Linked DNA regions of Homo sapiens: region 2 is linked to region 1. A link is an interaction called in ENCODE POLR2A ChIA-PET data of the cell type or tissue named here. Cell type or tissue: A673. All regions are shown on one strand.

Evidence for each region. ChIA-PET counts read pairs that join two places held together with the same protein. Peaks named below come from ENCODE experiments on the same cell type or tissue, not always from the same donor. Only the 100,000 strongest peaks of a DNase experiment are listed, where the experiment ranks them.
Region 2: POLR2A ChIA-PET joins it to region 1 with 13 read pairs; 4 of 35 experiments call an interaction of 5 or more read pairs at or near these places.

The regions. Positions count from the first base shown.
Region 1 is chr12:12,402,047-12,404,546 of GRCh38, forward strand. The region is part of intron 2 of BORCS5 (BLOC-1 related complex subunit 5); the gene reads left to right. Among named protein-coding and RNA genes, the nearest start is that of BORCS5, 46 kb to the left of the region's middle. In A673, no CTCF peak of the experiment used is centred here; no DNase peak of the experiment used is centred here.
Region 2 is chr12:12,664,004-12,666,503 of GRCh38, forward strand. All of the region lies in intron 3 of GPR19 (G protein-coupled receptor 19), which reads right to left. Among named protein-coding and RNA genes, the nearest start is that of GPR19, 31 kb to the right of the region's middle. RefSeq lists an enhancer at 1-36. In A673, no CTCF peak of the experiment used is centred here; a DNase peak (open chromatin) is centred at 1,378.

The sequences.
Region 1 (2,500 bases):
CAGAGCGAGACTCCGTCTCAAAAAAAAAAAAAAAAAAAGTGTAAACAGCTGGATAACATTTCTTTTTGTAAATATAAATATAGTTTAATCATTCTCCCATTGGAGGACATTTTGGGTATTAAAATGATACTGGAGTACAAAATCTTGGTGCATAAATTTCATCTGAGTTTGTTTCTTTGGGATAGATTTCTAGAAGCCAGTAACTATTCATGGAATTAGATTGGATAGCTGATAAAAGCAGGGCATCAAGGGAGAAAAAAGAGTTGAGAGAGCAAAACAACATGCTTAAGGATCATGAGATTCGTGAATTCAGCTTCTGTCATATTTGAATTGAGTGGCAAATTTGTCTCTTACCTGAATTTGGAGACCCTTCTCTAATTAGGGATGATTATTAGAGGGAAATTCTGCCCTACTGTGGACACCAGAGAGTTGGTTGTGTGTTGTAGTGTTCAAGAGTTTTATCCAATATTCTGCTTCCTGCAGAGTTCCTGAATTGAGGGTCTTTTGTGGAATATCTCATTGAAGTAGACTTTTAACCTTGACTTGCTCAACATCTGATCAGAAGCAGCTCGTTGTCATATAAGGAAATCTGCTCTGTTATGGAACATCTTTGAGTAGTTGAGTTCCCCTTTTTCCCATAAGTCCAAATTTGATTCCCTGTCACCTTCAATTGTTCTTTAACTTGTTTTTAAACAAAAGTCTCCCTAAAAATAATTCCAGAAGTATTTGAACTTTATTTCTCTATTAGCTTCTACTGTAATTAACATGAAAACAAACATGTTTTAAAGTCTTTGTTTCCTTCTAAGGTATAATTTAGCTTTATCACGTCTTCATAGTGAAAGTTGTATACGTGAACGTTGGTAGGATAGAAAAACTTTCCACATAGTTTTATACTTGGTGCCCAGAAAACTTCCAAAGTGTTTAGGTACTACTCATTATTATTTCTTAGAAATTGAATAGAAGCAGTGGCTTGAGTATACACAGTCCCACTTTTTCGTTAATAATAACCACATTTCCCTTTTTTTTTTTGCACAAAAGTGTTACATGTATTTTCTCGTTTAATCCTTGTACAACCTATTAGGGTAGGTATTTTCCTCATTTGGCAGATGAGGGTGCTGAGGCTCAGAGAGATGAAAGACCTTTCCTGTCACACAGCTATTAAGGGCAGAGCTAGGATTTAAACTCAGATCTAATTCTAAAACCTGTATATTTAACTAGTTTGCACATCTGTCTCCCTGACTTAATTGCATCATAAAATCAAAGATATTTCTCTTCAAAATATGTTCATGTTGGATTATTTGGCTGTTTCACTGTTAGAGGTCTGTTGCTTCTGCTGGCTTTTCTGTGGCAATCCCAGCTGCTCTTCCCCGTGGCTTGGGCACACCAAGGATTTCCTTTCTGTGATTGCCCCATATCTCCCTAGTCCGCTGTGGGGGGCACCTTCCTGCTTCTGAGGAAACTGAAGCAGGAGATGAGGAAAGGGTAACAATTAATTACATACTTTTTTTTCCCGAGTATTATCAACTAACATGTTCCATAAAGGAGCATGTTTTCACAGCTGTGTGCTTTAGAAACAGGGAGAAAGGTTTGAGTTTTTATGACTGAGGTATCTTCAACAAAGGCTGTGATGTACACGCTTGATGGACTTGGAACGTGGAAACCCATTCCCTCCCTCAGCCCTGGGATTGGAATCTTTGTGTTTATGGTCACATGAGTATTCAGATATGTTATCTCTGAATGTGATGCCCTGGTCAGAGAACCAAGGAGTGGACTTGCTAGATTATATGATTTAATTACCCTAGATCAATCAAGCTTTGACTTACTGATGGCAGGATATATTGTGTATTTTTTCCTAGTTGCTAGAGGAAAGGAACAAAGTTTAATCCTTGGCTTTGTTGACCTTTGGTATCACTTTTATCTTGTAGTTCCGTATAACTGCCTTTGTAGACTCTTCAAAAGGCTGAAGGCAAGTGATTTATAGATAAGGGCTCATTCAGTACTTGCACAAGAAGAGCCCATATCTTCAAATATGGGTGACGTAAATTTACTTCAGAAACAGAAATGAGCTCATTTATTTGGAGAGATGTGAACAGAATGTGCGTCTTTTGCTCCGGGTGAGAAATAAATTTAAATTCAGAACTTTGCTTGGGGGAAATGAAATGGAGGAACTAGGCACTTGAGCCTCTTGGAAATTAGAGATCTTTAGCCAAGGCCCAAGGGAGCACTGTCTTGGTCCATTTATAACAAAATACTGGAGACTGGGTAATTTATAAAGAACAGAAATTTATTTCTCACTGTTCTGGAGGCTGGGAAGTTCAAGATTAAGGTTTGTTGAGTGCTGCGTCTTCTAGAGTGGATGAACACTCTGCCCTCAACTGGCAGAAGGAGAATGGGCAAAAAACAGGAGTAACTCCCCTGCTGAGCCCTTTTGTAAGGGCAGCTAATCCCATTTACCCAGAGAGGAGCCCTCATGGCCTAACCACCTCTTAAAAGCCCCACC
Region 2 (2,500 bases), 260 kb after region 1:
TTTTTTTTGAGACAGAGTCTCGCTCCGTCCCCCGGGCTGGTGTGCAGTGGCGCGATCTCTGCTCAATGCAACCTCCCCCTCCCAGGTTCAATTCTTGTGTCTCAGCCTCTCGAGTAGTTGGGACTAGAGGCGCGTGCCACCATGCCTGGCTAATTTTTGTATTTTTAGTAGAGACCGGGTTTCCCCACGTTGGCCAGGCTGGTCTTGAACTCCTGACCTCAAGTGATTCGCCCGCCTTGGCCTCCCAAAGTGCTGGGATTACGGGTGTAGCAATTGCGCCCAGCCCTCATTTTTTCTTTGAGGGATTTTTGTACTAATTTGTGGTAGAGAAAGAAGTGTTAATATATATAATCTTCACCAAAAAGCTATATTCAATACAAGTCTAGTGCTCAAGGCAATATACTCAATGCCTGTTCTATATTATCTTTAGGCTTTTTTGTCCATGAGGCAACCTTACTTAAGAAAGCTTAAGTAAGATAATTAAAATTTTAAAAATTAAAAAAAAAGTTTTTGCTCACCACACAGAAAGCAAAAATAATTAAACATTTTGACTACTAAAAGATCTTTAAGCATGCTGGGAAAATGATAGCCAATGGTAAGAATAGCAACCATACACTTTCCATATAAGAAATCAGGGCCAGGCGCGGTGGCTCATGCCTGTAATCCGAGCACTTTGGGAGGTCAAGGCGTGCAAATCACGAGGTCAGGAGATCGAGACTATCCTGGCTAACACAGTGAAACCCCGTCTCTACTAAAAATACAAAAGATTAGCCGGGCGTGGTGGCAGGCGCCTGTGGTCCCAGCTACTCGGGAGGCTGAGGCAGGAGAATCGCTTGAACCCGGGAGGCGAAGGTTGCAGTGAGCTGAGATCGCGCCACTGCACTCCAGGCTGGGCGACGGGGTGAGACGCCATCTCAAAAAAAAAAAAAAAAAAAAAAAAAAAGAAATCAGGACATAAGATCTAAAATTAGCATTGTCCTAGAAAATCTGGACTGCACCCTCATACATATAAGATTGAAATCATCTTTTCGCCTTCATGTGTGTAAAACCTATTAAACTTTTTAAAAAACCTGTTAAGATTTAAAGTTTAAAAATAAACTAAAACAGACAATTTCCCCAGACAGAAAACTGTTCTAACTTTTCTGGGATGCCTGTGGCCTGAATAAAACAGGAGTCCACACAGGCACTTTTCCTTAATGCGCATACTTGAAAACCTGTGAACTTCCTTCTGTCTCTTTCTTCCTCTAACAACAAAACTCTGCAAATGAAACTCAAGCTCACCGCTTTAACTAAAGCCCGGAGGCGGGGGGCCCTTCCATCATTTCCTCCAGCTGCTTTACACCCATGAGTCTGTCTGCCCATTTCCCCAGCCCAACCACTTGGAAGCAGAGGATCCCAATGCTCAGAAACAGGACGAGGGAGCCCGAGGAGTTCCTGAGTCTAGATTTCCCCTGCTGGTGGCATAAGTTCTCACTCCACCTAAAATCGCTGCAGTTCTGAATATTCATTCAATAAGCCGAGAAACTGGGCTAGGTATTAAGAAAACAAAGATCGGCCGAGCGCGGTGGCTCACGCCTGTAATCCCAGCACTTTGGGAGGCCGAGGCGGGCGGATCACAAGGTCAGGAGATCGAGACCATCCTGGCTAACACAGTGAAACTCCGTCCAACTAAAAATACAAAAAATTAGCCGGGCATGGTGGTGGGCGCCTGTAGTCCCAGCTATCCGGGAGGCTGAGGCAGGAGAACGGCGTGAACCCGGGAGGCGGAGCTTGCAGTGAGCCGAGCAGCCTGGGGCACAAAGCCAGACTCCGTCTCAAAAAAAAAAAAAAAAAAAAAAAAAAAAAGAAAACAAAGATACGTAAGCAGTGTGCCATATTATAACTCAATTTGATAATAATTATAATTCACTGCTAAGAACAGAACTTTGTACAAGGAGCTAAGTAAGACAAAAATAGGGACCCAGTTTTGCCCGGGTAAGGGGAAGAAAAGGAAAGGCTTCACAGAAGAGGTAAAGTTTGAGCTGGGAGCTTAGAGGATGAATAGGACTTCTTCAGGAAGACAAGTGAATAAAACATTCCAGGGGAGAGAGATAGCATGTGGATTGAATTTTGGGGTCATTTTTCTGGGTTGATCTTTTTTGGGGCCCTTTTCCCCTCAGAAACATAGTTTCCTTCAGACCATGCCTCCCAGAGTATATAGTTTCTAAATGCCCTACAATCAAACTGATCTAAATTTTTCCCCTGGTTACAATGAGAGGTTATATTTGCTGCATTCATGGGCAGAAATGCGGTCAGACAGTGGATAAGAATATTAGCATATCCAGAATGGTTGTGGTACCCTTGCTCATACAGCATCTTGTTAGTCCTTTACTGCAGCATTTTCCAAGTTTGTTTTTCTCTAGCTTAGCAATACAGTAGATTGGAGTCTTCCAGGCAGCCTTAAGAAATATTGATGCCTGAGTCCCAGCTTCAGGGATTTTAATTTAATTGCTCTGGAGTG